Linked DNA regions of Homo sapiens: all the other regions are linked to region 3. Evidence: read pairs that join two places in POLR2A ChIA-PET (ENCODE). Cell type or tissue: CD4-positive, alpha-beta T cell. All regions are shown on one strand. Each heading gives the region's core, and the rest is flanking DNA. Links, peaks and the distances in the headings are about the cores only. Region 1 has its middle 240 kb from the start of KDM5D. Region 2 holds the start of KDM5D (lysine demethylase 5D). Region 3 holds the start of LOC105377223 (a long non-coding RNA gene).

Region 1 (10,870 bases), core at 3,870-8,869, 64 kb after region 3:
AGTTAATCAGGGTGGAGCCAAGATGACCAAATAGGAACAGCTCCAGTCTACAGCTCCCAGCGTGAGTGACACAGAAGATGGGTGATTTTTGCATTTCCAACTGAGGTACTGTGTTCATCTCACTGGGGAGTGTTGGACAGTGGGTGCAGGACAGTGTGTGCAGCGCACCGAGTGTGAGACGAAGCAGGGAGAGGCATCACCTCACCCAGGAAGCACAAGAGGTCAGGGAATTCCCTTTCCTAGCCAAAGAAAGGGGTGACAGATGACACCTGGAAAGTCGGGTCACTCCTGCCCTAATACTGCACTTTTCCAATGGTCTTAGCAAAAGGCACACCAGGAGATTATATCCCGTGCATGACTCGGAGGATCCTATGCCCACAGAGCCTCACTCACTGCAAGAACAGTAGTATGAGATCAAACTATAAAGTGGCAGCAAGGCTGGGGGAGGGGTGCCCACCATTGCTGAGGCTTGAGTAGGTAAACAAAGCTGCCAGGAAGCTCGAACTGTGTGGAGCCCACTGCCATTCAAAGATGCCTGCATGCCTCTGCAGACTCCAACTCTGGGGGCAGGGCATAGCCAAACAAAAGACAGCAGAAGTCTCTTCAGACTTAAATGTCCATCTGACAGCTTGGAAGAGAGTAGTGGTTCTCCCAGCACGATGCTAGAGATCTGAGAACAGACAGACTGCCTCCTAAAGTGGGTCTCTGACCCCCCAGTTGCCTAACTGGGAGGCACCCCCAAGTAGGGGCAGACTGACACCTCACACAGCCGGATACTCCTCTGAGACAAAACTTCCAGAGGAATGATCAGGCAGCAACATTTGCTGTTCACCAATATCCGCTGTTCTGCAGCCTCTGCTGCTGATACCCAGGCAAACAGGGTCTGGAATGGACCTCCAGCAAACTCCAACAGACTTGCAGCTGAGGGTCCTGACTGTTAGAAGGAAAACTAACAAACAGAAAGGATATTCACACCAAACCCCCATCTGTACGTCACCATCATCAAAGACCAAAGGTAGATAAAACAACAAAGATGGGGAAAAAACAGAGCAGAAAAACTGGAAACTCTAAAAATCAGAGCGCCTGTCCTTGTCCAAAGGAATGAAGTTAGTCACCAGAAATGGAACAAAGCTGGATGGAGAATGACTCGGACAAGTTGAGAGAAGGAGGCTTCAGATGATCTAACTACTCTGAGCTATGGAGAATGACTCGGACAAGTTGAGAGAAGGAGGCTTCAGACGATCAAACTACTCTGAGCTAAAGGAGGAAGTTAGAACCCATGACCAAGAAGCTAAAAACCTTGAAAAAAATTAGACAAATGGCTAACTAGAATAACCAATGCAGAGAAGTCCTTAAAGGACTTGATGGAGCTGAAAACCATGGCATGAGAACTATGTGATGAATGTACAACCTCAGTAGCTGATTCGATCAACTGGAAGAAAGGGTATCAGTGATGGAAGATGAAATGAATGAAATGAAGCAAGAAGAGAAGTTTAGAGAAAAAAGAATAAAAAGAAATGAACAAAGCCTCCAAGAAATATGGCACTATATGAAAAGACCAAATCTACGTCTGATTGGTGTACCTGAAAGTGATGGGGAGAATGGAACCAAGTTGGAAAACACTCTGCAGGATATTATCCAGGAGAACTTCCCCAATCTAGCAAGGCAGGCCAATAGTCAAATTCAGGAAATACAGAGAACACCACAAAGATACTCCTCGAGAAGAGCAACTGCAAGACACATAATTGTCAGATTCACCAAAGTTGAAATGAAGGAAAAATTGTTAAGGGCAGCCAGAAAGAAAGGTCGGGTTACCCACAAAGGGAAGCCCATCAGACTAACAGCTGATTGCTTGGCAGAAACTCTACAAGCCAGAAGAGAGTGGGGAACAACATTCTCAAACAAAAGAATTTTCAATCCAGAATTTCATATCCAGCCAAACTAAGCTTCATAAGTGAAGGAGAAATAAAATCCTTTACAGACAAGCAAATGCTGAGAGATTTTGTCACCACTAGGCCTGCCCTAAAAGAGCTCCTGAAGGAAGCACTAAACATCGAAAGGAACAACCGGTACCAGCCACTACAAAAACATGCCAAATTGTAAAGACCGTCAATGCTAGGAAGAAACTGCATCAACTAATGAGCAAAATAACCAGCTAACATCATAATGGCCAGATCAAATTCACACATAACAATATTAACCTTAAATGTAAATGGACTAAATGATCCAATTAAAAGACACAGACGGCAAATTGGATAAAGAGTCAAGACCCATCAGTGTGCTGTATTCAGGAAACCCATATCATGTGCAGAGACACAAATAGGCTCAAAATAAAGGGACGGAGGAAGATCTACCAAGCAAATGGAAAACAAAAAAAGGCAGGGGTTGCAATCCTGGTCTCTGATAAAACAGACTTTAAACCAACAAAGATCAAAGGAGACAAAGAAGGCCATTACATAATGCTAAAGTGATCAATTCAACAAGAAGAGCTAACTATCCTAAATATATAAGCACCCAACACAGGAGCACCCAGACTCATAAAGCAAGTCCTTAGAGACCTAGAAAGAGACTTAGACTCCCACACAATAATAATGGGAGACTTTACACCCCACTGTCAGCATTAGACAATGAGATCAACGAGACAGAAAGTTACCAAGGATATCCAGGAATTAAACTCATCCCTGCACCTAACTGACCTAATAGACATCTACAGAACTCTCCACCCCAAATCAACAAAATATACATTATTTTCAGCGCCACACCACACCTATTACAAAATTGACCACATAGTTGGAAGTAAAGCACTCTTCAGCAAATGTAAAAGAACAGAAATTATAACAAACTGTCTCTCAGACCACAGTGCAAACAAACTAGAACTCAGGATTAAGAAACTCACTCAAAACCACTCAACTACATGGAAACTGAACAACCTGCTCCTGAATGACTACTGAGTACAAAACAAAATGAAGGCAGAAATAAAGATGTTGTTTGAAACCAATGAGAACAATGACACAAAATACCAGAATCTCTGGGACACATTCAAAACAGTGTGTAGAGGCAAATTTATAGCACTAAATGCCCTCAAGAGAAAGCAGGAAAGATCTAAAATTGACACCCTAACATCACAATTAAAAGAACCAGAGAAGCAAGAGCAAACACATTCAAAAGCTAGCAGAAGGCAATAAATAACTAAGATCAAAGCAGAACTGAAGGAAATAGAGACACAAAAAATGCTTCAAAAAATCCATGAATCCAGGAGCTGGTTTTTTGAAAAGATCAACAAAATTGATAGACTGCTAACAAGACTAATAAGTAAGAAAAGAGAGAAAAATCAAATAGATGCAATAAAAAATGATAAAGGGGATATCACCACCGATCCCACAGGAATACAAACTACCTTCAGAAAATACTACATACACCCTCCCAAGACTAAACAAGGAAGAAGTTGAATCTCTGAATAGACCAATAACAGGCTCTGAAATTGAGGCAACAATTAATAGCTTACCAACCAAAAAAAGTCCAGGACCAGATGGATTCACAGCCAAATTCTACCAGAGGTACAAGCAGGAGATGGTACTATTCCTTCTGAAACTATTCCAAGTACAGGAGGGTCTGCTCAGCCTTGTAACATGGGTACGAGTCCTGAGCAAGACAGATGCACACTGAGAACATGAGCCTAAAGTGCCATGCCAATGTCTACGGTTAGGCATTGGAGAGAGCAAACGGGACCTAAATAGACATCTTTTGAACTTTTGAGGAGATAGAATCAGAAAAGTGGAGGGAAACAGCCTTCATTCAGCAGCAGGAGACTGATGTGTGGATGATTTGGGGTGCCGATATTAGATTGGTCTAAAAACTTAATGACCATGAAGACATTAGTGCAGTTCTTTGCAGAGCTGCTCATTCATGGATGGATTACAGATCAAACATTTGGTGCCCTATAAATGTTACTAATTCGCAAAATTGTTTTCCTTTTTTTTTTCAAAACCATGTTGCTCTGGATTGTGGATGTTATCATGTTATTGGTAGTAGGTAGAACAAGACAATTTGAATTTCAATTTAGGGAGCTGTATGTATCAAGAATGTTCAGTTTAAGATGTGTGTCAGGCTAACATGCACTAAGACAAATTAAGACACTTGGTGCTCAGTTGTCCATTAAGAACTAGAAATGTAAACATTGATAGGCAAATACAAAGACAGAAAGTGTAACTGTATTTGAGAAAAAATATGGGATTTTGTTTAATTTAATACTGGGCAGAAATTTTGTGAGATGTTGCTAGGGACCAAAGCCCATTTAAAGGTGTGAAGGTGGTTCCATGAATATCTGTCTATCCATGCTTAAGGACACAAGCTGAATGGGAAAACCTCTTCAATGCATAATGAAGGCTTTTCTGATGAGAGAGAACAACACTGTGAAGGAAGCATGGGTTACACAACCACATTCATGCACATAACATTTTTGTTCACAGTGAAATAGTGCATCTTTTTCAGAAACAGAAACAGGAAACAGAGGGCAAAGTGACGTACCTGAATGTGGATGGCCCTCAATTCTTCAAATTTATTCTGGTTATTGTTTCTTTCATTATGGAGCAGAAAAGAGGGTATGTGTTGAGCATGAAGCAAGATTTCTAAGAGATTTTGAGTTATTGACTTTGAATGGATGGATGATGATGGAAAAAGGGAGGAATATCTTTCCACTTTCTGAACCTGAGTAGTGGATGTTGCATATTTTGTGGTTCTGTTGTCTCAAGTGATGCAGGGTCTGGTGGCCTGGGAAAGACAAAGCCAAAAAAAAAATGCTTTCATTTTTGTATACTTCCCCCCCAACCCCTCTGGAGAACCATCAGGAAGGCCTGTGTAGGGTGGATTAGCATAAGCCCCCACCAACCCAGACATGCATGTAAATTCTGCCCTGCTTCAAGGATTTTTCACTACCCCAGCATAGCAGGATTTAAGCTGGCAAGACTGCTGTTGGGTGGAGCCCATGTTGGCTGCTGGCTGGGCCTCAATGCCACCAGAACCCCAGGATCACCAGGACTTTCCTCAGAAGGTCCAGGTAGCCCTGGGAATGCCATCCTGGAGGTTTTGAAAAACATGGGAGGGGCAAGGGCTTTTGTGCGTTTACGCCTGAGGTGTGGTATCTCATACAATAGCCCCTTCTTCACCCCTGTTCCCCACCTCCCACCAGCCCCAGGCCTGAAGGAGCTCAGAAGTCCCTTTTGTTGTTGTTGTTTGCAATGGAGTCTCACTCTGTTGCCCAGGCTGGAGTGCAGTGGCCCAATCTTGGCTCACTGCATCCTCCACAACCTGTGTTCAAGCGATTCTCCTGCCTCAGCCTCCGAAGTAGCTGGGATTGCAGGCACCTGCCATGATGCCCAGCTGATACTTGTATTTTTAGTAGAGAGGGGGTTTTGCCATGTTGGCTAGGCTAGTCTTGAACTCCTCACCTCAGGTGATTCCCCCCACTTCAGCCTCCCAAAGTGCTGGGATTATAGGCTTAAGCCACCGTGCCTGCCCAAAAGGTCCTTTATTAGGCCTCAGTGCAATTCTCATGTGTGCATGAGTGCGTTGAGGACCACACATGGGGCAGGTGAGCTCTTTTCTCTGCAAGAGGGGACCCTCCTGCATCAGGGCTTCTTGTGCCTGCTGTTATGTCTCAGCCCTGCTAGGGATCTAGTCAGAATGGCAGGAGGCCAAGTTTGGCTACCACTCATACTGACTTTTTTCTTCAGTGTTTTTGGCCAGAATTCCCGATTCCCTCTGGAAAGTCTGTTCTTTGCTGAGGCACAGGTAGCTGAGCCATGAGAAGACGTTCTGGTCAGAGTGACTGGCCTCTTTTGTCAGTCCCTGAGGTGGACAAATTGCCCTGGTCTACAGCTATCTAGACTGCTTTTGGCAGTTGTCCCCAGTACATTCTGCCAAGGGATTGTATGAATTTTTGTCGAGTGAGAGTCGTTGTGGGTTTTAATAATCGAGCTGTTCTCCCTTGGTTATTTTTTAGCACCCTGTCACCCCAACCAGCATCGCCTGCTCACTCCTGGCGATTAGATTCGGCGGCAAGTCTGTCCGAAGATCTTTAACCTAGCAGAAAACATAACTAGTGATCTCAAAGATGATGGGGGGGAATGATTAATGTACATCGACACAGGGCAGATAGAGCTTTTAGGTCGTACTTGTCATATTGATTTGCATGGATACAGAGTTTTGCTAATGTTGAAAACCTGAAGCTAAACTATATTTTCATTGTTTATGTGCAACTAGAGGAACTGCTAGGTAAAGAGTTTCAGATCAGGGCTCCAGATTGGGGTGCCAGGAGCAGGGCATGTGAGATCACCAAGAGATTCAGAGGCCTCCACTTTATTTTATTTATTTATTTATTTATTTATTTATTTATTTATTTATTTATTTATTTATTATTTTGAGACAGAGTCTCGCTCTGTTGCCAGGCTGGAGTGCAGTGGTGCCATCTTGGCATACTACAACCTCCGCCTCCCGGGTGCAAGCAATTTTCCTGCCTGTATCCTGAGTAGCTGGGGCTACAGGCTCGCACCACCACACCCAACCAATTTTTCTATTTTTAGTAGAGACGGGGTTTCACCGTGTTGGCCAGGATGGTCTGGATCTCTTGACCTCGTAATCCACGAGCCTCGGCTTCCCAAAGTGTTGGGATTACAGGTGTGATCCACCGCGTCCGGCCCCGGGGTCACAACTTCGAGGTGTTGTTTGTCCTTGTGATTTCAGAATGTGGGGAGGAGTACCATTTTAGGTGGGGGAAGGTTATGAAAAGGCACTATTGCTTTGAAGAAAGGAGGGTCTTTTAATGCTAATAGTAACTGCCACAGGGGTAGATTTATAGGGCCAGTAGGGGTCGCTCCGTACCATTTCTGGCACCTTCCTCCAACACCAATTTCTGTTCTTCAGAGCTCTAGCTATCATGACAGGAATACAATAGACTTTTATCGCAAGAGTTTTTTACTTTTTACTTTTTATTTTTTTTAGGCAGCCTCCTTCTGCCTTGCTCCCTCTCCTTCCCCCTTCCGGAAGCTATAGACACTTCCGAGAGAGCGCGAACTTGCGGTGCACTTTGCATGCGCGCCGCGGGTAGGACTGGACGGTCGGATTTGTAGGCAATTCTGACACCGAGCTCCCGGGCTCGGTTGGTAGAAGATCGCTTTGGGAATCCTCCTACTCTACGAGGACCAAGTAAGACTGGGTGTGTTAGGGGAAGTCAGCAACTTGAGTTCTGTCTCGCAGTGCCTGGGCGGAACGTCCCCTCTCCTGAGGTGTTGGGATGCTATGAGAGGGGTTGAGAGGGAAGGCCCACCCCACCCAGATCTCGGTGCGGGGTGAGGTCGGAACTATGTCAGATTATCGAGGCTAGAAAGTCTTTAAAAGTCACTTGCGGAGGGCTGGCCCGCAGACCAGGGCTGCCGGGCCACGACGGCGTGCTCGGCTGGCAAAACGAGTTGACATCATCCCTCTGTCCCTCCTGCCGCTAACTGCTGGGTCGCACAGCGGAGCCATTTCGCACATCTGGAGTTTTGGGGTTAGGAGAAGCAAGCGGTCCAAGGCTGGAAAACCAATAGAGGTGGCCGAGGATCTGGTGCCCCCTGCGCGGCCTCACGGAGCCGAGCTGGCGGTAACCCTGGGCATTGGAGCGTCCATGAGAACTAGAAACTGGGAATAGTGTGGGAACAAACATCGGAACGGGAACCGATGTTTGCCACTCCTAAGCTTCAGTGGTTTTTGATTTCTAGGGCGAACTTCTGGGGAGAGGAAAAGATAAAACAGTTTGCTTCGTTAATTGGCTTTTTGTGGCAGCGCGAGAGTTGTAGGGCACAGTACCTGGCTTGCAAGCCACTCCCATTAGTCTCTTCATTCACCTGCTTCCCTTCCCCCTCTCTGGTAGTTTTGCTTCAGCCCTGTGACTAGTGTAAAAGTACTTTTTGAAGACATTAGCCCAAGGCAGATAGATTTGTTCACTACGTGGCAAAACTAGAGCGTCAAAGCCTAGTTTCTAACAATGAGTTGGAGACCTGAGAGTAGCCAACCTACCTTTTTTTTTTCTCTCTCTTCCTATTCTGGGCTCCTGGAGGAAGGGAAAGTGGGGTCTTCTGGGAACTAATGACCTCACACCAGGGAGGTCAATTTCATAGTAGAGAGTGGGATATAGGAAAAAAGTATGAAATTTTAAAACGTGCTAAAAGATTACTGCAGGTAAGAGAAACTGGGTTCAAGGCTTCTTGTGAATTTAGTTTCTAGGACTGAAATGGTATCTTTTTACTGTTATTTAGGGAGGAGTATTAGGGAAGTCTTCCAAATTTCCTCAAGGATACGGCGTGAGAAAATAATGATTTCAAGTGGAAAAATTAGACCAGCAATTGCCTTCTCTGTGCACTTCTACGTTTGAGCTTGAGTTTTGTCCTTACGGATAAGTTATTTAGGGCCCTCCAGCCTCAGTAAGTTTTTCATTTGTTAAGATTGAACAGTCATCCATCTTTAGGACCAAAGAACACTAGGGACATTATTGTCCTAAGGATAAATCGTGCCTTAGCTAACCAGTCATATTCTGTGGATTGCGCCTTCATTTCTTGCTGCTACTATTCCCTCTGACAGTGATATGCCAGTGTCCTGGGACTGACCAGTTAATACTCTCCACTGAGGTTATTTCTCTGGGTTTGCCTCTTTCCCTTTATGTCAGTTCTTTGTAATTTAAATGAGTACATATTGAAAGGACTGAATCTTTTTTTTCCCCACTAAATAGGATCATTTTATGGTTTAGACATTGGTTCTAAAGCTCTTAACCCTTAGCACTATGCTCTTTGGCAAGTGTTTTTTTTTTCTTTTTTTTTTTTTTTAGACGAGAGTCTTGCTTTGTCACCCAGGCTGGAGTGCAGTGGCATGATCTTGGCTCACTGTAACCTCTGCCTCCCAGGTTCAAGCGATTCTCTTGCCTCAGCCTCCCAACTAGCTTGGATTATAGGCGCCCACCACCAAGGCCAGCTAATTTTTGTAGTTTTAGTAGAGACAGGGTTTTATCATGTTGGCCAGGCTGGTCTCAAACTTCCGACCATAGGTGATCTGCCTGCCTCAGCCTCCCGAAGTGCTGGGATTACAGGCATGAGCCACCATGCCTGGCTGGCAAGTTTTTCATCATTGTTTTGGGGAAGGGAACAGGAGCTGCTAGAGGAAGGAGACCTGGTTGGAACAGGTGAGACAGAAGTGGCCTGCTGGAGAAGCGGAAGTGCGGGATACATTTGATAAGGATTAAATCTGGATGTTATGAGGGCTCAGTGTGGTGTTCTGCAAAGTCGGCCAGGGATCACTGTTTTATGTTTTGTATTTTTTAAAAAGTTTCTAGCATGAGTAGAAAATCAGATCTGTATCTTTTGAAAATTACCTGATAACTGAGGGCAGAGTATCATGAAAAAAACTGGTTTATCTTGGGAATGGAAGCTGTAACCAGACACGTTACATCTGCGCAGCTTTGAGCCACCAGACAAGTGAGAGTGGCTTCTTTCCTCCAAAAAAATACTTTTGTTTTCTTTTTGGTCAGTAGAAGTACTCCTAAATGCTATTTTTCCTTACCCACTTGAAGACATTTCTCCAGCATGACACTCTTCTGTGGACTGTTTTTCCCACCCTTACTGGTTTTCTACCCTTTATTTATTTATTTGTTTGTTTGTTTGTTTATTTATTTATTTGTTTATTTTGAGATGGAGTCTCGCTCTGTCGCCCAGGCCAGAATGCAGTCTACCATTTATTTTGCTCAGAGTCACAGTGAAACACAGTCAGGGTGTGCTTATTAAATGCTGTATAAAATGCTGTCAATAGAAGAAAAAATTACAAAGGTTAGAGGATATAGATTCATGGGTTTTTGACAGGAAATGCCTTGGCACTTGTCATGTGATAACATGACACTTGTCTAGGATTTACATTATTTGTACACTACATTTCATTTTTTTTTTTTTTAGAAGAAGTAGGCCTAGAGCTATTCAAGTTTGCATTTGTACAGAACTGCTAAATGGGAGTTTCAAAGCATTTAACAAGGCATTTAACAAGGTTTCTAGACAACCAAGTTTTAATCAGACCCAAAGCTGGAACATACATTTTGACTTGCCCAGCTCCACCACTGCCTCTGTTGTTGAAGAAAACAAAAAGACTTGAAAATAATTTCCTGTGCTTGTACTCCCCACCTTCACCCCTTCTCTGAGGGCACTCAGCTAAAGCTGAAGTATATTTTGATATAGGCAAGGCCCAGGCTGTATACTTTGAAAATAATTGTAGTTGGGTAAATACTGTTTATAAAACAAAGTGGGTGCAGTGACTCATACCTGTAATCCCAGCTCTTTGGGAGGCCAAGATGGGTGGATCACTTGAGGTCAAGAGTTTGAGACCAGCCTGGCCAAAATGGTGAAACCCCATCTGTACTAAAAATACAAAACTTGGTTGGGCGTGGTGGCACACAACTGTAATCTCAGCTACTGGGGAGGCTGAGACAGGAGAATTGCTTGAATCTGGGAGGCAGAGGTTGCAGTGAGCTGAGATTGTGCCATTGCACTCCATCCTGGGTGACAACAGTGGAACTCCGTCTCAAAAAGAAAGAAACAAAAAACAAAACAAAACAAAACAAAAAAACAAAACAACAACAAAAAACAAAACAACAACAGCAACAAAAACAAGGTGCTAAGATGGGAGGTAAACTGGCCTGGTAAATTTAATTGTTAAGAACAATGTCAATTATATGTAAAAGATATTCATTAGACAGAGACCAAAGATTTGTTTCTTGGGCAGTTGTATTTCTAGTGAAAGTTTATGATACAAGGTAATGCCTTCGGTAAACCATATAATGAGCCTCATGTAAGTATTT
Region 2 (10,870 bases), core at 1,924-6,923, 180 kb before region 3:
TATCGGGGCCATATCTGGAACATACCTCAAAATAATGTAATGAAAGTCATGTATGAAAAACCCACTGCAAACATCATACTGAAAAGGCAAAAGCTGGAATCATTTTCCTTGAAAACTGGCACAAGACAAAGATGTCCTCTGACACTACTTGTATCCAATATAGTATTGAAAGTTCTGGGCAATCAGGCCAGAGAAAGGAATAAAAGATATTGAAATAGGAAGAGAGGAAATCAAATTATCCCTGTTTGCAACCAATATGATTCTATATGCACACAAATCCATCATCTCAGCCCCAAAGCTTTTTAAGCTGATAAACAACTTGAGCAAAATCTCACAATACAAAATCAATGTGCAAAAATCATTAGCGTTCTTATACACCATCAATAGTAAAGCCAAGAGCCAAGTCATGAACAAACTCTCATTCACCATAGCCACAAAAAGAATAAAACACCTAAAGTACAGCTAACCAGGGAAGTGAAAGACCTGTACAGGAAGAACTATTAATACAAATCACTACTCAAATAACTAAGAGATGACATAAACAAATGGAAAGTATTCCATGCTCACAGATAGGCGGAATCAATATCACTAAATGGCCACTCTGCCCAAAGCAATTTATAGATCCAATGCTATACCCATTAAATTACCATTAACATTCTTCACAGAACTAGAAAAATCTATTTTAAAATTCATGTGAAACCAAAAAAGAGACTGTACAGCCAAGGCAATTTTAAGCAACATAATCAAAACTAAATTCATCATGCTTCCCAACTTCAAACTACACTACAGAAGTACCGTAACCCAAACAGCATGGTACTGATAAAAGAACAGACACATAGACCAAAGGAATAGAATGGAAAACCCAGAAATATGACTACATGCTTACAAGTATCTGATTTTCAAGAAAATTTACAAAAGCAATGGTGAAAAGACTCTCTATTTAATAAATGGTGCTGTGAGAAACTGGCTAGCCATATAGAGAAAATTGAAACTGGACCTTTTTATTACTCCATATACAAAAATTAACTCAAGATGGATTAAAGACTTAAATGTAAAACCCAAAACTATAAAAACCCTAGAAGCAAATCTAGGCAAAACCATTCAGAACATAGGCAGGAGTAAAGACTTCTTGAAGAAGATGTCAAAAGCAATTGTGACAAAAGAAAAAATTAACAAATGACATCTAATTAAACTAAAGAGCTTCTGCACTAGCAAATAAACCATCAACAAATTAAATAGACAAAGTACAGAATGGGAAAAAATTGTAAACTATGCATCTGACAAAGGTCTAATATCTAGCATACACAAAGAACTTATACAAATTTACAAGGAAAAAACAAAGAACCTCATTAAAAAGTGGGCAAAGGACATGAACAGACAATTCTCAAGACATACACATGTAGACAACAAACATCTTAAAAAGCTCAACATCACTGATCCTTATAGAAATGCGCATCAAAACCACAATGAGATAGTATCCCAAACCTGTCAGAATACCTATTATTATAAAGTCAAAAAATAACAGATTCAGGTGAGGTTCTGGAGAAATAGAAATGCTTTTACACTGCTGGTGGGAATGTAAATTAGTTCAGCATTATGGAAGACAGTGTGGCAATTCCTCAAAGACCTAAAGATAGAATTATCATTCAACCCCACCAATCCCATTACTGGGTATATCCCAAAGGATTATAAATCATTCTGTTATAAAGATACATGCACATGTATGTTCACTGCAGGTATTCACAACAGCATATGTACATTCACTGCAGCTATTCACGAAAGCAAAGACAATGGAATCAGCCCAAATGCTCGTCAGTGATAGACTGGATAAAGAAAATGTGGTAAATATACACCATAGATTTCTATGCAGCCATAAAAAAAGACAAGATCATGTCTTTGCAGTAACACAGCTGGAGACCATTATCCTTAGCAAACAAACGCCAGAACCGAAAACCAAATACTGCATGTTCTCATTTATAAGTGGGTGAGTGGAGCACAGGAGGAGGGAGAGAAGCAAGAAATATAACTAATGGATATTAGGCTTAATACCTGGGTGATGAAATAATCTGTACAACGAACCCTATCACACAGGCTTACTTATAAAACAAACCATCATATAGTGCACATGAACCTCTGAACTTAAAAGTTAAAAAATATATGTATTACAATAAATGAAGTTAGCAAGGTGCCAGAACACAAGATCAACATACAAAAATTAATCATATTTCTGTGTATCACTAACAAACCCTTAATAGGGGAAATCTTTTAAAAATTTGATTCATAGTAGCAGAAATAGAATAAGATAATCTGAAGTAAATTAATTTCAAATATATATAATACATACTAAATACTAATATACAAAAAATACCAAAAACTATAAAACTTTGTTGCAGGAAACCAAAGAAGACCTAAATAAATTGAAATACATGCTTTGTCCATGTATAGGAAACTTAGATGGAAATATTTCCTAAATTTGTCTGTAGATTCAACATTTCTGTCTCAGTCCCAGCTTGCTTGTCTGTTGAAACCCCAGCTTGTTTCTCTGTAGAAACAGGCAAGGTAATAAAAATACAAGAAACAAATAATAGCCAAACAGTCTCGAAAAAAACAAGAAGAAAGTTGGGATTACTCACTTTTCCCAATTCAAACCTTCCACAAACTACAGCAATAAAAACAATATGGCATTAGAATATATACATACATATAAATATGGAACGAAATTGAGAGTCCAAGAATAAACCCATACATTTATGGCCAACGGAATGTTATCAAGAGTGCCAAGAACAATTAATGAAGCAATAATAATGTTTCCAACAAATTCTGGGACAACTAGATGGCAACACGCAAAAATATTGAGTTGGATCATTACTTCACAGTGTTTACACAAGTTAACTCAAAATGTATCAAAGACTTTAATGTAGAAGCTAATACTATAAAGGTCCTAGAATAGAGGAGAAGAGTACATCCTTGTGATTTTGGGTTAGACAAAATCCCCTCAGAGGCAACACTGAAAGTACAAGTGACAATAGAAAAAAGCAAACTGGATAAAGATCAAATTAAAAATCTTTCTGTTCAAAGTTTACTATTAGGAAAGAGAAAAGCCAGCTTACAGAATTATTTTTTATAAAAATCAAATATTTGATAAAAGAATCAGATAAGATTACAACTAAACAAAAAAAGACAAACCAATGTGAAAAGAGCCAAAAATTTTGAATAGACATTTCTCCAGAGAAGGTATATAAAGCATATGAACAAGCCAACAACCTTACGAAAAGATGCTCAACACTACTGTATCATTAGTAATTCAAGAAGTCCAACTCAAAACTCTATGAGATCTCATACACATTGTAATGGTCAAATCAGTAAGTCATGTAATTATAGTATTGGTGAGGACATGAAGAAACTAGAACGGTATTCCACTTTAGATGGAAATTAAATGATGAAGATGCTTTGGAAAAGAAAAGTTTAAACCTAAAGTTCCCATATAACCCACTAATTCTACTTGTAGGTGTATACACACGAGAAATGACACTAAGCATGCACACAAAAACCGGTACACAAATGCTAATAGCAACATTATAATAGCTAAAAGTAGAAATTGAAATATCTATTTACTAATGAATTCATAAAATATAAAGCTGTATTATAATGAATTATCTTGAACAGAGAAAAAAGATCTCATCATTTGAAATAATACAGGCTCTATAACTAATTTTATGAAATAGAACTCTATAACTCTAACTTTATGAAACAGAAAAAGTATGTAGATAAAACTAGGAAAAAGAAAGCAGAAAATTAAGTAACAACTTTTGAAACAGGAATATATATGTAATGTAGTATAATAAACTCATGAAGCCGATAATCTAGATGAAATGGATAAATTGTTAAAAAAAAAAACGGAAATGCCAAGAATCGTACAATACGAAACAATTGTCAAACTATCAAACTTTAAGGCACTTCTGGCAGTGCCCTTCCAAATAAAATCTACCATTTGATTTTTAAAACTTACCTTTTGCGTATTTTTCAAAAATATATGGAGAACAAAAAGATACTACAGTAGTGAACTGATTAAAAAAAAACAGAATAGCAATGTAGGGGGATTTTTGCTTAACGGGTGTAAAATATTGTAAATAAAATTATAGGAAATAAAGTGTAACATCTTGTTTTGAAATAAAACATCGCAATAAAGTATAATTTCCCTTAAAAACAGCATGATATTTCCACATCAAAAAACGGATCATTAGCAGTGTGTTTCTTTTGATTTATGGTACGTGTGTTTAGCGATGTTGAAGGTTTACTGTAATCTGTCCAGGTCTTTGTGATCATTTTAAAATTTAGGGTGCTCCTAGGTAATTTTTAAGGGATGTTTATCATGTGCAGTAAAGGTTTTATTCAAAAACATTTAGCACTTCTTTTCCCCGTCCTAAAGTCCAAGCTCGAGTTGGTAAAAAATCCAACGACAAATGTGCCCACTTGAAGTGCACTGTTAATGCAACAGTTTACAAGAACATAAATACATTGTACCGGCATCCTGCCTCCTAAACGTCTTGTGACAGGAACGTTCTCGAGCTGAGAACCCAGTGAGTCTTCAGAGAATGTTAGTAAACACTTTCACATGAACGGATATCGCCGGCGGTTTGTCCTGGCAGGAAAAAAAAAAGGTGCGTTTCTACGGACATTTCCGCAAAGGAGGAATTTTCTCCGAGAAATCCTTCGTTGATCAGCACCACAGCCTTTTACGGTCCTTCCCTGCAATACGCAGGCGTAACTTGCGCAGTGGTCCCATTTTAAAAAAGATCCGGCCATACTATTTTTATCTTGCTTTTTCGTTCTGTCGCAGTACTGTTTAATATGAGTCCAGCGACGGCTCTGTGACTGTTTTCCTCTGGTAAAATCGCTCTTGCGTCCTCAGCGTTTATCTCAGGTGCGGAAGGTCTCACAGGTTTGGAAATAGCGCCGGAAAAATCGATCCGCGGAGTGAGACGGCTCGTACCACACTGCAGGGCCCGGAGGTCAAGATGGTGGCTGTAAAACTAGGATCCCTGACGATTGGTAAGCAGCTACGGGATTAAAGTAACCTTGAAATTCTCAAGAAAATGAAATTTTCATAGGCCTTTTAGTAGGAGGAACCAGCGCGTCATTAAAGACAATGTGATTCTTATTTTACAGCTTAGCATTAAGGCCCGACATGGAACCGGGGTGTGACGAGTTCCTGCCGCCACCGGAGTGCCCGGTTTTTGAGCCTAGCTGGGCTGAATTCCAAGACCCGCTTGGCTACATTGCGAAAATAAGGCCCATAGCAGAGAAGTCTGGCATCTGCAAAATCCGCCCACCCGCGGTAAGTCTTTGAAACAAAATTTGGGAATGGGTAGCCTTTGGTTTGAACGTTGGGGCAGTTTACCACTTGGCGAGGCGTTATTTACACTCATGACCAGAAACCCTTAGCACCAAATTTCTCATTTAACTTTTCTGACCCGAACAAGCTGGCATCAGAATATTAGTATCAGATCGCCACATTCCACGGGGTTCTAAACATCTGACTGCTGTAGGGACAAAAATATAAGATTCAAATATTTCTACGTTCTGCTGTTATTAAATATAGTTTAGGCATACACAAGCTTTTATTACATTTAACCGCAAAAAAATAGCTTACTCAGAAGTACTTGATCTATGACAGAAGCAAGTTATATAAGCTTGTGTGTTAACCACTTGGACTGGTGTTTTCTTTCTTTGATATGACCTTAGATGTATGTAGCAAATATAGCAAATAATGGGAGTGATGTGGCATCCTTTGCCATCAATTAAATTTATTATTAAACGTAGACCATTTTGGGTTGCTATACTGAAAACTACTAAATGAACCTCGTAGAAGTTTGACTGAATTAAGAATGTAAACTGAAATAAGCCTGGGCTGTCGTCGTGAACAACTAACACAATATTCAGAGAAGTCAAAAAGTTTTCGCAGAGCATACAGCTTTTTTCTCATATATTGAACCAGGCTGCAACGTTATTTTTATGTGGATGTTCGCACTTCTCAGCATTTGCAATTAAACTTTTTCGTACTGCTGGGAGTGGGAAGAGATAATGGCTTAGGTTTTAAAAAGTGAAACAATTTTTTATCTGCATTACATTTATCTTCATTTTAGTAAGGACTCATAACCCAAATAGCATAGTGTTTGTTCAGATGTGCGTCATTCCTTGGAAGTCGAGTCGCTTTCTAGCCTTGGGATTATAGAGGTTTTTTTTTTTTTTTTCGTCTGTTACGAAGGACACATATCAAGGAGAGTTTTGGATTTGCAGGGTTTTTCCTTTTTTTTTTTTTTTTGCAGTTAATCTTGATTATGAAGAAGGAATCATTTGAGGCCCTTGTGTACAAAAATGGTTACCAGAAGACTTTAAAAGAGTGGGAACAAATGATTGTGGTTTTCACTATCTTCATCCTTTACTGTGCCATAGTTACCAGGTCCTTACACTTTCTTCTAGGATTGGCAGCCTCCTTTTGCAGTAGAAGTTGACAATTTCAGATTTACTCCTCGCGTCCAAAGGCTAAATGAACTGGAGGTAAGATTGGGAGGCACACTTTTTTTAAAGGAATCTGATCTTTAATCTTGCCGTTGTAGTTTCATAATAATGTAGAACTTAAGTTTTGAAATCTAATGTATTGAATTTGAACCCGAACTCCACCATTTTCCAGAATACTGATTTTGGAGAAAGTCTTCTATAAAATACATAATTTATGTCCACAAAAATGGTAGAACACAAAGGCTTTAAATATCTGAGGAAGAATGATGCATTGTTTCGCTGTTCAATAGTTTCAGGTTAGAACTATCAAAATGACAGTACCTTTCCCATTTTGTCTTCTCGTACTCACATATTTAATGAATGAATTTTTTTTTTTGAAACAGAGTCTCACCCTGTCTACCAGGCTGGAGTGCAGTGGCGGGATCTCGCCTCACTGCAACCTCCACCTTCCAGGTTCAAGGGATTCTCTTGCCTCAGCCTCTCAAGTAGCTGGGATTACAGGTGCACACCAGCAGGCTCAGCTAATTTTTGTATTTTTAGTAGAGATGGAGTTTCACCGATTTGGTCATGCTGGTCTCCAACTCCAAACGTTAGGTGATCAGCCTGCCTTGGCCTCCTAAAGTGCTGGGGTTACCGGCGTAAGCCCCTGCACCCAGTGTGACTAAATTTTTTTTAGTTCTTTAACAGAAGCAGAGTTCAGACAAGAAATAGGATCTTTTAAATATCCAGCAACAGAGTGATGGTATTACATATGTTCTGCTTTAATAAAATGTCAGAGGCAAACTTGCTCTTTAAAGCAGTCAACTCAGTCTTCACAGTTTAGTATTCAATATAGAAAGTATATGAATGATTTGTCATTTTCTTTTACTCTTAGGATTTTGACTATGATCAGTAGCTAGAAGCTGTGTATGAGTTAGAGTAAGAAAGCAGTGATTCAGAAACTGGTTTTGTGTCCAGCTCTTTTACATGAACTAGAAAAATATTTTAATTCTTTGAATTATATATCAGTACATTCTAAATGAGTGTCTTGATGATATTGAGTCTAAATACTGTTGGAGCCTACATATTTTTGGTCAAGCCACCTTTAAGTCCAAGAATAATTCCTTAAATTTAGACATGATGTTGATCCTAAGACGGCACATTCTTAGCTCTTTATAGATTAAAGACTCAGCTTATTTGAGCTTTTTGTGGACCCCGCTGGTGAGATAAGACAGTGAAGCTGGGGCTCCGGCACGTTGGTGGAGAAGTGTAGATAGCATAGAATAATACTTGTTCATTTACTGCATACTCGATGAAGTCAGGTTAAGGAGTATGCCAATCTTATAAGGCCCTCTCTTTCCCAGGCCCAAACTAGAGTGAAATTGAACTATTTGGATCAGATTGCAAAATTCTGGGAAATTCAAGGCTCCTCTTTAAAGATTCCCAATGTGGAGCGGAAGATCTTGGACCTCTACAGCCTTAGTAAGGTAAGAGTAGTCTACTTTCTAAAGGAAAAACAAAAAGCCTTGCCTCAAGGATCTTCTGTGGTAGAAACAATAGGCAGGAAAGGAAAGAACACAGAGCCTGGCAGCGTTTCTTGACGTAATCTTTGAGTCTTGCAATGATTGGTGTTGGGGGAAGGGCACAGCCCCCCATATTCAAGTCTCATTGTTGTGTTGGTAGCCCTTTCCAGTCTGTTCACAGTTCATCCATATTGTTTCTTATACTTTCAGATTGTGATTGAGGAAGGTGGCTATGAAGCCATCTGCAAGGATCGTCGGTGGGCTCGAGTTGCCCAGCGTCTCCACTACCCACCAGGCAAAAACATTGGCTCCCTGCTACGATCACATTACGAACGCATTATTTACCCCTATGAAATGTTTCAGTCTGGAGCCAACCATGTGGTGAGGGCCCTTAAACTGGTTTGTGGCCTGATGTGATTTTGTTTTCTTTTGTATTTTTTCTTTGGATTGGACTTTTCTCTTGAGTAGTCAGGGTCTATAGATTCTAAATCTCTAGAGTGAAGATGTTCCAGGAATTGGCCCTAGAAAATACTTTGCAGCCTCTTTATGTGGCATAGTTTTATTCCTGCTATACATAAGTAAGAACTAGAGTAACCTTTCTATCTTATGAGGTTGATGTTTACTAAGATCTTTTTATGGAGAAGATCTTAAACTAGAAGTTAGAGGAAACCATTTCCTATTTTAAGTATCTTACATGAAAAAGATAATCTTTTTTTTTGAAATGGAGTGTTGCTGTGTTGCCCAGGCTGGAGTGCAGTGGCAGGATCTTGGCTCACTACAAGCTCCTCCCGGGTTCACGCCATTCTTCTGCTTCAGCCTCCCAAGTAGCTGGGACTACAGGGGCCTGCCACCACGCCTGGCTAATTTTTTTGTGTTTTTAGTAGAGACATGGTTTCACCATGTTAGCTAGGATGGTCTTGATCTCCTAACCTTGTGATCTGCCTGCCTCGGCCTCCCAAAGTGCTGGGATTACAGACGGGAGCCACCATGCCTGGCTGAAAAAGATAATGGTGTTCCTAAGCTTTCATGAGGCTGGTTCACTTGAAGATAGTTTAGGTTAAAAGCTTGGTGTGACTTGGGTTTAACTCAGGGTGTGGAAACTGATTTAGCAGGGTAATTTTACATAATAAGTTAATTGTTTTTGTTTGTTTGTTTGTTTGTTTTGTTTTTGAGGCAGCTTATCACTCTGGCCAGGCGGCCTCCACCTCCTGGATTGAAGTGATTCTCCTGCCTCAGCCTCCTGAGTAGCTGGGGCTACAGGCGCGTGACTATGCCCACTCATTTTTGTATTTTTCGTAGAGATGGGGTTTCACCATGTTGGCCAGGATAGTCTCGATCCTTTGACCTCGTGATCTACCTGACTCAGCCTTCCAAAGTGTTGGGATTACAGGCATGAGCCACCACGACTGGCCAGTTTTTAGGTTTTATTATCCGTAAAACTTTAAAATATTTTATAAAAACTGTGTATTTATGTTTATAAACATGTTTCACTTAGCGTACATAATTCTAAAGATTCAGTATTTTTGTTTTGTTTTGTTTTTTGAGACAGTCTCACTCTGTCACCCAGGCTCTACTAACTTTTGTATTTTACCGAGACAGGGTTTCACCATTTGGCCAGAATGGTCTTGATCTCTTGACCCCATGATCCACCTGCCTCGACCTCCCAAAGTTCTGGAATTATAGGCTTAAGCCACCACACCCAGATTGAGTATTTTTATTACTTGTTTTTCATCCAGGAAATTGAAGCACAAAGAGAGAAGTTCAGTATGTTTGCTGAAAGCACACAGAGAATAAGAGTAAAAACCCAGATTGATATCAATACAGTCCAAAGACCATGTTCTTTCATATTCTGTGATGCTCATTCATAAGCAGAGGCACGAAAATTGTCAGGATATGTGCTCTATCCAAAGAACAAGAGGAGTGGACCTGTGTAATTTAGAAAGAACTACAGCTTTATTTGCTAGAGTTGTAAATGAAGGAATCACTTATTACAAATATGACTCAATTTCTGATTCTATATATTTTTTTCTCTCTAGCAATGTAACACACACCCGTTTGACAATGAGGTAAAAGATAAGGAATACAAGCCCCACAGCATCCCCCTTAGACAGTCTGTGCAGCCTTCAAAGTTCAGCAGCTACAGTCGACGGGCAAAAAGGCTACAGCCTGATGTGAGTGACTGTTACTCCTGTTATTCTTCCTATAGCTGAGAAGGTTCATCTAGACCTTGATATTGGGGAAAATTCATTGCTGAATGCATTGTTTTACATATGTCTGGTTCAGGATAAAATTAATTGAAATGAATTATTAATTATTTTGTTCATAGGTCTGGTTTATAATATTTTGTCTTTGTAGTTTTGCTTTTATAAATTTTAAAACATATTGCTATTGTTTTAAGTGATGGGGTCTTGCTGTGTTGCTAGGCTATTCTCGAACTCCTAGGCTTAAGTGATTCTCCCTCTACAGCCTTTGGAGTAGCTGGGGTTACAGAGGTTAGCCATCATGCCCGGTTATAAGGTATTGTTAATTTCTGTGAATCTTGGAACGATTTTTGCAAAGCACACTGTACAAATCAGTTATTGTTAACTGTTTGTTCTATTCTATGGTCTTCCATGTGATGGTCAGTAGGTGTGACCACAGAGACTCAGGAAAGCAAAGTTTATTATTATCACAGGCCTTAGAGAGGTAGTCACTATATGCTACACAGTGCTAGAGAGGAAAACCTATCTTGGATATGCAGAAGAAGCAGGAATAAGAAAAGCACCTAGGCCATAGCCTATATTGGGTTTACCAAGGGAAAGGCAAGACAGAGCAGGATAAGAAGTATGGGATTGGCTAGTTTGAAT
Region 3 (10,870 bases), core at 2,227-7,226:
GAAGGCCACAGAACCTTCTCAGGGCTGTTGTGTCCTGCTGGTGATATTTGTTGAAGCCCCAGCCACTAGAAGTAAGGAGTAAACAGAGAAAAAAAGTAGTACGTAGGCTAAAAAGCCTTAAGGGGAAATAAGAGGCTGGGAAAGAGATACACAAAAATGTTAAGGTTTTATAAAGGATTGACAAATACCATGGGACCTACAAGGATACATGCATGTCCAAAGCAGGATGCACATGTAGAAAACCCTAGGTTTTCTCCTCTGGCTGACCATCAGGATGCACACAACAAGGCACCATCCTCCTTTGGGGCATTCCTTGGTTCCAGGCAGACCCCCATCCCACACCACCTGCAAATACCAAAATCCCAGAATTTTCAAATCCCTTACATATAATGTTATAGTATTTGCACATAACCTACACACATCCTCCCGTATACTTTAGAGTACTCAGAATACCTAATACAATGTACATGCTATGTAAAGAGTTGTTATGCTGTATGGTTTAAGAGAAATTACAAGAAAAAAAAGTCTACATGTTCAGTGCAAATGCAACCATCTATTTTTAATTTTTCAAATATTTTCAATCCACAGTTGGTTGAACCTACAAATGTGAAACTCACAGACACAAAGGGCCAACTGTACTACTTAAGGTAAGTTTTAAATTGCCCAGCTAAGCACTGAAGACACCCAATCTACAAAGACTGGAAGTTTTTACTGCTATTCTTGTTTCTCCAGGCTTTTCATAAAATTTAACTCACTAGCTGACCACAAACTGATGTAGAGACATCTGAAACCCACATACAACAGTCTTCACAAAAATAGTTTGGCCACTTAACAAACCCCAAAATTCACTTAAAAAAACCCCGTAACAACCAGCAACCACAAACTCTGGTGAGTAGACAGAATCTGATTTCCAGTGTTATGACCAGGTATTCCCCAATACCACTTCAAGACAAGGCCAAAGGGTATCTACGCCTTCTTTTGACCTAAGATTAGTCAGTCTTTTCTTTCATCTACAGACCACAAATTTTGTCTTACCACTGGTCATGCACTAAAATAAGAGCACACACTCACTTTAATAGCTCATCTGAAGAACTGGTTTACCATGTGAGATACATTTCCTGCTCTCTGTTCTCCCCATTTGCTTGTTCAATTTGTCCTTAAGTTTCTACTAATCCTGCTTATCCTTCCCTAGGAAAGAAAAATATTTGTTTGATTTTAAGGTGCTTAAGCTTCCTGAATTCAGTGTTATCTCTACTAGAATAATCTCTTTAATGTCTAAATCTGAATTTGACAGTTACCATATGGTAATATTCAAAGCCTTCGGTTTCAAAAAAAATTGTAAGTCATGCAAAAAAAAAAAAAAGGAAAAAAAACAGGAAAGTATGGGCAATGAACAGAAATAAAAAAAAATAAAAGAAAACACTCTGGAGGAAGCCTAGGTTTTAGACTTACTAATGGTTTTATAAACCAACTGTCATAAATATATTCAAAGAGCTAGGTGGGAAACCACAAACAAAGAGCTAAAGAAAATTAGGAAAACAGTAAGTGAACAAAATAATAACATAACCAATCAAATGAAATTCTGAAGCTGAAAAGTACAACAAACTGAACATTTTACTAGACAGGCTCAACAGCAGATTTGAGCAGGCAGAAGAATCAACAAACTGGAAGCTAAGTCAACTGAAACTATACAGTCTGAGGAACAAAAAACAAAAGATAAATAAAAATCAAGGGCTTAAAAGACCTTTGATTCTCTCCAACATACAGAGACATGCCTATTACCCACAATAGGAAGAGGCAGCAAAGGGGTGGTAAAGGATATCTGCAGAATAGCCGAAAACAACTTCACATTTGATGAAAATCATTAATTTACACATCCAAGAAGCTCCAGGATCTGTTAAGTAGGAAAAACTCAAAGACTATCCTTCAAAATAAAGGAGAAACTGAAATATTCCCAGATACACAAAAGCTGAAAGAACATACTACTAATAAATCTGACCTACAAAAACAATGCAAAAGAGGGCCCTGTAGTCAGAAATAAAAGGCCACCAGACAATAATTCAAACCTATAAAGAAAAATAAAGAACAATGGCAGAGATAACTATGTAGGTAAATATAAAAGCTAGCATTATTAAACTTGGGGATTGTAAGGTTTTTTCTATATGATTTAAAAGAAAAATTTACAAAACTAATTTTATAAAATAAATGTATAAAACAATATGATATCGACACACACTGTATAAAGAGGTAACGTGACAATCAGAAGTCAGAGTGCAAAACTATAAAGGAGCAAAGTTTCTATACACTACTGAATCTAAGATTCAAACTACTTTATCATAAACAATAAACCAATTCAAACTATTATACACTTTATTGTAAGTGTTAAGAACAGAAAAAGATATTCCATCAAAATAATAAGCAAAAGAAACTAAGACAATTATGCTAATATTACACAAAATAAACTTTAAGACATAATATTTTTAAAGAGACAAAGGACGCTATCCATTAATAAAAGGGTAATCCACCAAGTAGATTTAACAAATATTAACTTATATGCACTTAAGCCCAAAATATATTAAGCAAAAACAGGCAAAACTGAAGGGACAGAAAATCAGCACGAGAATAACAAAACCTAAAAAAGCCCATCTTCTCTAGTTTCTGACTTAAGTATTGTAACTTACCAAAGAATGACAGAGTCATTTTTCTTTTTAATTGATCTAAGATTTTTAAAACAACACAAATATTATTTCTGCATCCTGGAAAAGAGGGGCAGAGGTTCAGTTAAAATTAAGTAATTTTTATTTCCCAGTCAGTGACATACAGGAAATAAAAAAATAAAGGTGATAAGGAAGTAACCTAAAAGTGAATTTGGAAATACAAAATATTCAGCAATTTTTAAAAATAAAAATTTTAAAAAAATTTAGATACGTATTTCAATCCGATCTCAGTTAGTTGAATAACGAAAGAAAGAAACCCAAAGTAAAAAGATGGCCAGAAACATGAGCAAAGAAGAAAGGAATATGAGGTTAAGTATAGAAAAGTAAGACAGAAACAGAAGTAAATTCTCATTATTCACAACTAGCTATTAACTAGAGCTCTGCTCTTCAAAGGGTCATTAACTTTAGTTGTAACATGGTCATTAAAAATGCTATTTGATTAAACCTTTGTTTCTAATTGAAGGACTTTTTGTTTCATCACAAGGAGCATAAACAAGAACTTACTGAGCTTATGTATTAAATTGCAATGCTTTTTTATTACAGCTCTCTCCTGGGGGAAGCAAATACTGAGGATAAGTGACATGTCCAAAATGACAATGCTGAATCCCCCAGTAAGTTCAGGCAACAGCTTCTTTCCCAATTATGCAAGTTCTAAACCTTTCTGTTAGAATACAAGGAGAGAGGGAGGGAGAGACAGACAGAGAGATAACTCAGCAGTAACATATTCATGCACAGACCAAAAAAAAAAAAAAAAAAAAAAATCTGACCCTAAGCAAATCCAAAACCTAACTTTGCTCAAGCGTAAATGTACTGTAAATGTTAAGTAAACATAAATCCGATTAAAAAGAGGCATTTTGCTGAAATGTAAACTGAATCTTTTTTCCTCATTTTTGAAGCTCGTGAAACAGATTAGAAAAATATTTCAACATTTCACAAAGGAATTTTTTTTGAGTATTGAAATGCATAATGAAGTAAGCGCTACCTTACTTACATAACTAAGTATGTAAGACATTGAACGTTTGAACATGTCTAAATTAAAGAAAAATAAAGAGCATTCAACCATCTTAGGCCGTTTCTTTGCAGTTCTGTATTTCAGGGTCCTGAAAGTTTTATATGCTGCAGCGAATTCCTTGCGCAAACTTTTCTAATCTTTAGGCACCAAACCCCAGAAGAAAAGGGATTTCGATTGTTTTAAACGCCGTCTTAATTTTGCGGTATTCAAAGGAACGAGTTGAGTAAAGTAAGGAAAATGTTCCTGTGTCTCCAGGATTGAGAGATCAAAGACGCCGCACTTCAGCTTCCGCTTTGGCGTGCACAGGACAGAGAAAGAGCAATGAAAGAAAGAAGAGAGAAACGAAGAGAGAGAGAGAAAGAGAGAGACAGAGAAAAGAAGAGAAAAGAGAAGATGTTTTGCAAGAGAAGTTGTCATACGATAATGGTGCCCAATTTAGATCGAGGTCCTCTGGCATCACCTCTCATCCTTGGCTGGAGATGTAGCCATGTAGGTAGCGTCAAGAACTGAAGCCCCAGAGCTCAGTCGGTCTCACCGACTGGCTGCGGCCACTTGCCATCCGGTCCTGTGACTGAGAAGGAAAGGAGACTGCGTAGCTGGGGGTGCAATGCGCAGCTGCAGCTACAAAGCCCGGCTTTCATACTGTGTAACAGCTTCACCTCAACTGGCGTAGCGCACCTCAACACATACTGCTCAATAGCTTCAGGAGAGAACTAGCCTGTGTCCCAAGTAAGCCCTAGACGGTGGTGACCAGCACCGGGAATAAGGCGACGGCAGGGACTGGAAAGGGTACACCTGGTGCGTGGGTCCCCGCGGTGCCAGCCACACGTGGCTTTCATACCTAGCGCGCCCTCGGGGTCGCACTCTTCCCGCTGAGATCAGGGCGCGCCCTCAGCCACTCTTCTCTACCCCTCTGGACAGGAACCCACCCCAGAGCTGAGTTGCGTTCTGCCCTGTTTGGCACCAATCGTCTTGGCGCCACCGCCGCTGCCTCTTCTCGGTGTTACCTCTCCCCTACGCCACGAGGTGACTTCCGCAGCAAAACCGGCAGAGTACCCTCACGGAAGCTCATGGACTTAACGCGGGGCCCTATAACTCTGGCGACCAATCGCTGCATGCCAAGTACCACACGTGACCGGAGGAGGTTGACTCCGCCATCCACTCTTCCTAACACTACCAACCTATCTTGGGGAGTGCGGGAGGGTGGGGAACATTAAATCCTGGGCTCGGCCTCAGGCCGACAGAGCCGAAAGTGGCCTCGGGAACCTATGCCTGTTAAAAAAAGAACTACAAGTCCCAGCAGGCTGAGCGGCTACGGCTCTCTGGACCTGCTCGGGATTGGAGCGTAATGCAACGTTCTAGGAAAGAGAGTATTTCTTCTGGGTGTGGCCAACCCGGATTTGTAGTTCCCAGGCCGGTGTTCCCGTATGGTAAGGTACTCATTACTGTTCTGGAAAGGTTTAGATTTTTATTCCAACCGTATTCTTTTGTTAGAGAATGTACGAAATTAACGACAAGTGAGAGTACACATAAAGTCTATTTTCTTATTGCTTAATCTTATGAGGATGTTACCTGCTGTTCCTAGCCATCAATGATGTAGGGATAAAAAATACATGACGTTAAAGGGTAGGTGCATTGGCTTTCAGCTTATCAGTTTTTAAGCTCTGACACCGACCCAGACTCCAGCCTGTCCAGTGCAATGGGGTCCACGTACTGTTCCCCGCTGACCCACGCGGGCTTGAAACAACTATCAGCAGCTATTTTGCACCAAGTACAGGTTAAATGGACTCCACTTTCTCCGCTATCCGTTTCTTACTTACAGTTATACGTTTGTTAATCCATTTATTTTCCTTGATATGATGGAGGCGAAGGGGAATTCCCTGAAAAACATCACCTATTTGTTTTAGATGCAATTACGGTTCCAGTCATCAAAACTTGGGAGATCAGGATAATTCATACACCATGCATTGCCTTGTTTTTAAATGCACAATTTACTAACTTTTCATATATATGTATATATGTGTGTATATATGTGTGTATATAAGTGTGTATATATGTGCGTATATGTGTGTATATATGTGTATATATGTGTGTGTATATATGTATGTGTGTATATATGTGTGTGTGTACGTATGTATGTGTGTGTGTATATATATATGTAATCCTGACGTAAGTGGACTTTGCGTCTAGCTTCTTTTGCTTATAATAACGGTTTTGCTTCCAAGGTCGTAGTATAATATCAGTACAGTTAGCCCTTTGTACTAGTGGATTCTGAATCCCTAGACATCTGTAGATTCAACCAACCACAGATCAAAAATATTCAGGAAAAATAAATGAATGGTTGCATCTGCGCCAAACGTGTACAGACTTTTGTCTTGTCCATATTCCCTAAGCAATATAGCAACTATTTACATAGCAGTTACTTTGTATTAGATATTATAAGTAATATATAAATGATTTAAAATATACAGAAGGAGGTGCATCGGTTATGTGCAAATACTACATCTTTTTGTCAGGGGATTGGAAGGACAGAGTCTGACCCTGTCACCTATCCTGAGTGTGACATACAGTCTTGGCTCATTGCCACCTCTGTTTCTGACGCTCAACCAATCCTTCTGCCTCACCGTGTAGCTTGGACTACAAGCTCACCATCATGGCAGGCTAATTTTTGTACCTTTTTTTGGTAGACACAGGTTTTCACCATGTTACCCAGGCTACACATTTATATCAGGGACATGAGCAACTATGTATTTTGGTATCTTGTGGACGGGTGCTCCTGGAAACCAGTCTCCCTGGAAACCACAAGACAACTGGACTTCATTTATTTTACAGCTCTAATATTTCATTGATTGGATATACATTTTGTTTACTTTTCCATCAGTAAACAGTTGAGTTGTTTCCACTTGTTGACTATTTTGTATAGTGGTGCTTTGAACATTCATGTGCAAGTATTTGTTTGAGTATATGTTTTGAATTGTTTGGAATTGCTGGATCGTGTAGTAATTTGATGTTTAATTTGTTTGAAGAACTGACAAATGTTTTCCACAGCAGCTGCACAATTTTATATGCCTACCAACAACATATAAAAATTCTAATTTCTCTACATCTTCACCATACTTGCTTTTCCCATCTGTTTGATTAGCCATTTCACTGAGTGTGATTATCTTGCTGTAGCTTTACACTTTATAGTTGTTATTTTAATTGACAAAATCATAATTGTGTATATATAATTGTAGTTTTAATGTACATTTCCTTATAGGTTAATGACATTGAGCATCCTTTTCTGTGCTTATTAGTCATTTATATGTCTTCTTTGGGAAAATGCCTATTCAAATCTTTTGGCTTTTTAATATTTGAGTTGTTGGTCTTTTTCTATTGACACTTAAGATTTCCTTATACATTCTGATATAAATCCCTTGGTAGATATGGTTTGCAAATACTTTCTCTTATTCTCTGACTTTCCTTTTTACTTTCTTCATGGTATCCATTGCCTCATAAAAGTTTTTAGTTCAACATATCCAGTTTTTATTTTGCCCTTGTACTTTTGATGTCACATGTTAGAAGCCATTGGCTAATCCTAGTACATGATGATTTAGGACTATTTATTTATCTAAAAGTTCCATAATTTTAGTTCTTACATTTATAACTTTGAACCATCTTAAATTAATTTGGTAGGATCCAACTTTATTCTTTAGTTGTTGATATTTGTTATCCTAACACCATTTGTTTAAGGCTACTCCTTCCTGCACTGAATAGTTTTCTCACCTTTGTGAAAATCAGCTCATCACAGATGTCAGAGCTCAATTCTAGACTATGAATTTTACTCTATTCACCTATAATCCTGTCCTTACACCAGTACCACACTGTTTTTATTATTGTCATTTTGTAGCCGGTTTGGAAATTGGGAAGCCTAATTCGTTCAACTATATTTTCAAGATTGATCTTGGTTTCTGGGTTTCTTAAAACTTCATATATTGGGAGGCTGAGGGGGGTGGATCACAAGATCGGGAATTCAAGACTAGCCTGACCAACATGGTGAAACCCCATCACTACTAAAAATACAAAAATTAGCTGGGCGTGGTGGCGCATGCCTGTAATCCAGCTACTCAGGAGGCTGAGGCAGGAGAATCACTTGAACCCGGGAGGCGGATGTTGCAGTGAGCTGAGATCGCACCACTGCACTCCAGCCTGGGTGACAGAGCAAGACACCATCTCAAAAAAAAAAATCATATGAATTTTCAGGTTATCTGTTCATTTCTAGGAAAATAACACAAACAAAAAGCTGGTTGCAATGTTGACAGAGATCTCATTGAAGTTGTAGATTAGTTTGGGGACAATTGGCATTTTAATGTTATTAATTTTTCCAATCCATAAATACAGATACCTTTCCATTTTTCCTTAGGTTAATTTCTTTTAACATTATTTGTAGTTTTCTGGTACAAATCTTATATTTCTTTTGTTAGATTTGTTATATGTATTCATTATTTTAATGATATAAATTGTGTTATTTTCACTTTTGAATTATTCATTACTAATGTATGGAAATACAACTGGGTTTTATATGTTGATATTATTTGCCTCAACGTTTCAGAATTGACTTATTAGCTTTGATAGATAGGTGGTGTATGTGTTTCCTAGTATTTGCTATATGCAAGATCTTGCAAATACAGCCATCTTCCACATAACACTTCAGTCAACAACAGGACTACATAGACAATGGTGGCCTCATCATATTATAATAATTTTACTGCACCTTTTTATGTGTAAGTGTGTTTAAGTAAACAAATGTTTACCATTGTGTCCTAATTGCCTACAGTATTTAGTTTAGCAACATGCTGCACAGGTTTGTAGCCTGAGAGCAATAGGCTATATCATATAGCCTAGGTGTGTGGTAAGCTAAACTATCCAGGTTTCTGTGGGTACAGTCTATGATATTTGCACAATGACAAAATCACCTACATATGCCATTCTTAGAATGTATCTCTGTTGTTAAATCACCTATGCATGCCATTCTCAGAATGTATCTCTGTTGTTAAGTGACACATGAGTATATACTATTACATCTTCCTTTGCAATCTGGATACTAACAGTTGTACTGTTTCTCAACTGTTGTGTCCTCAGCATTGGGAGGATGTTTTGAGCCAAATAACTTGGGCCCAGCTTTCCAAAGTAAAACTAATCTACTAACTGAAGAAACCTTAGGGCTGGATATTCAGCCCTTAATTTGTAAAAGGATATTTGCATAGCCCTTTGCTGGGTGAAGGAGAAGTAAGGGAAAGACTTCCAAAGGTCAGTTTCCCAGCCAGATTACTGAGGAATTCCAATTGCTAATGACCACAGGGTGGGCGACACAGTGGTACACTGGGTACACTGCCAGCTGACACTGGCCACACCTACACAGCATCTCTGAATGCATGTGGTTAAAATTTCCTGGTGAATTTAGGATCCAAAAAAGAATTCTAGGTCTTCTGTCCAGGTAGAAGCATCTAGTTCTGGCTTGTTGACTCTGTCCCTGCTTCATCTTATATTTCTACCTCATGCGCATATACAATCAAATGTGTTGAGTCTGGGAAGAGTAGAGAAAAGGTGGTACAATGCCTGTCTCCCTAGGTGCAGTGGGTTAGCAGACCCTCTGGACATGCGACCAGATCAGAGACCAGGCCTATGCGTCCACCAAATAGGTGATGGCGATTGTTCAGGATTTGTGCTCTGTGCTTGGTATTTCATCTTACTACAGAGGACAGACGAAAGAGCTGTGTATTGGAGCCTGCAGATGGATGGGGATGGATATGACAGTAGATTTCTTCTTCTGAGAATACACTTTCAACCTCTTGTTAACACAATGGCAGTCTTTGCTCTTCACTTCCTGAGCTGACCCTGTGAGCATTACCTAATGCTTTCCTGAGCCTCTAGTTGCTTTGTAGTCAGTGAAGGAGATGGCTTTCACCCTTAACGTCTCCAAAAGTAACTTTAGTTCCCAAATACTTACTAATTTGCATTGGTTTCGGGTAGGCTGGACTCACACACCATCTCTGCAGTGCAATGCCATGTTCACTTCTGAAATCCCAAAACCCGAAAGGATGGATTCCCACTGAGACCTATAGAGGAAAGCTGCTGAAGAGAAAGGACAGCAGAGATACAATTGCCTATGTTGAGAGATGCTCTTGAGTCCCATAACATACAACCTACCAGTTTTCTGCAACCCGAAAGCCCAGGGCTGGCACTATAATCTTAACTAGTCACTACATAAGGCTTTTGTTTTTATGATGTCTATCCATAGTTATAGTTCTTCATTCCACAGATGCGGAAAAACTGTGTTATCCTTGAGAATTTGATATCTCAGGACTGTGCAATGTGGATGTCCTCTGTCTCCCAGTATGGTGTCCCACTCTGATGGTAGACTGACATCCAGCACCATACAGCTGAGTTTACCCAGCCCAGGCAAAAACCTCAAAAAATTGAAAAAATAAAATAAAAATCAAAATAAAATAGTAGAGAAACAATTTTTTTTTTAGGCAAAAAGTATTATCACCTAAATTAACAACAGTCCTCATCTTATTCTCCACAGGAAAAATATCTAAACACAGGACCCTGCCTGCCCAGTGACTAATCTTACTGACCCTCCTAGATTTAACTAGGCTCACAGATTCCTAAAATTCTTCCAGTATAAGAAGAGATCAGCCTGCAGAAATGCTTTAAAATTGTTCCGAGGTTTAGATACAAAATTAATCAGGTAAAGTGAGAGAATGGAAGATTTTAAGAGACAATTCCTTCAGATGAAATATTGGGCTGTGCAAAGGAGCTGCCTAAAACATGACCTGCTTGAGGTGCTAGTGTTATTTCAGCCTCAGTAGGAAGATCTCAGAAGATCTCACTTATTAGCATTTGCTAAATGACATTGACCTGCAGCATAGGTGGGAGCAAAAAGAGGCAGTTTCACCTGGCTGCTAGCCCCAATTCAATAAGAAATATTTATTACCAAACTGAAATTCTTCTGAGAAATCTCCTAATCTGTAATGTGGGAACAATAACACCAGCTTGTGTACCTCACACAAGTTTCAGAAGATAGAACATGTTCAAGTGCTGTGCATATGTGTCCTAATAATTCACTGTAATAAAAATTGGGTCACCCCATTCTAGA

The links. ChIA-PET counts read pairs that join two places held together with the same protein. Peaks named below come from ENCODE experiments on the same cell type or tissue, not always from the same donor. Only the 100,000 strongest peaks of a DNase experiment are listed, where the experiment ranks them.
Region 1: POLR2A ChIA-PET joins it to region 3 with 35 read pairs; 7 of 35 experiments call an interaction of 5 or more read pairs at or near these places.
Region 2: POLR2A ChIA-PET joins it to region 3 with 26 read pairs; 10 of 35 experiments call an interaction of 5 or more read pairs at or near these places.

What each region holds. Positions count from the first base shown.
Region 1 is chrY:19,499,365-19,510,234 of GRCh38, reverse strand. It overlaps the pseudogene BCORP1. Among named protein-coding and RNA genes, the nearest start is that of KDM5D, 240 kb to the left of the region's middle. In CD4-positive, alpha-beta T cell, for the core only: a CTCF peak has its summit at 6,858 (motif pointing right); DNase peaks (open chromatin) are centred at 6,884 and 7,884; H3K4me3 peaks cover 1,368 bases.
Region 2 is chrY:19,738,853-19,749,722 of GRCh38, reverse strand. It overlaps KDM5D (lysine demethylase 5D), which reads left to right and starts at 4,997. Exons shown (of 27, transcript NM_004653.5): 1 at 4,997-5,052; 2 at 5,170-5,338; 3 at 6,484-6,561; 4 at 7,866-7,988; 5 at 8,235-8,405; 6 at 10,061-10,195. The coding sequence starts at 5,189. It overlaps KDM5D-DT (KDM5D divergent transcript), which reads right to left and starts at 4,938. Exons shown (of 3, transcript XR_938630.4): 1 at 4,010-4,938. In CD4-positive, alpha-beta T cell, for the core only: no CTCF peak of the experiment used is centred there; a DNase peak (open chromatin) is centred at 4,902; H3K4me3 peaks cover 2,560 bases; H3K27ac peaks cover 1,620 bases.
Region 3 is chrY:19,561,271-19,572,140 of GRCh38, reverse strand. It overlaps LOC105377223 (a long non-coding RNA gene), which reads left to right and starts at 5,132. Exons shown (of 3, transcript XR_938628.4): 1 at 5,132-5,159. It also overlaps the pseudogene TXLNGY. In CD4-positive, alpha-beta T cell, for the core only: no CTCF peak of the experiment used is centred there; DNase peaks (open chromatin) are centred at 4,310 and 4,870; H3K4me3 peaks cover 3,411 bases; H3K27ac peaks cover 1,856 bases.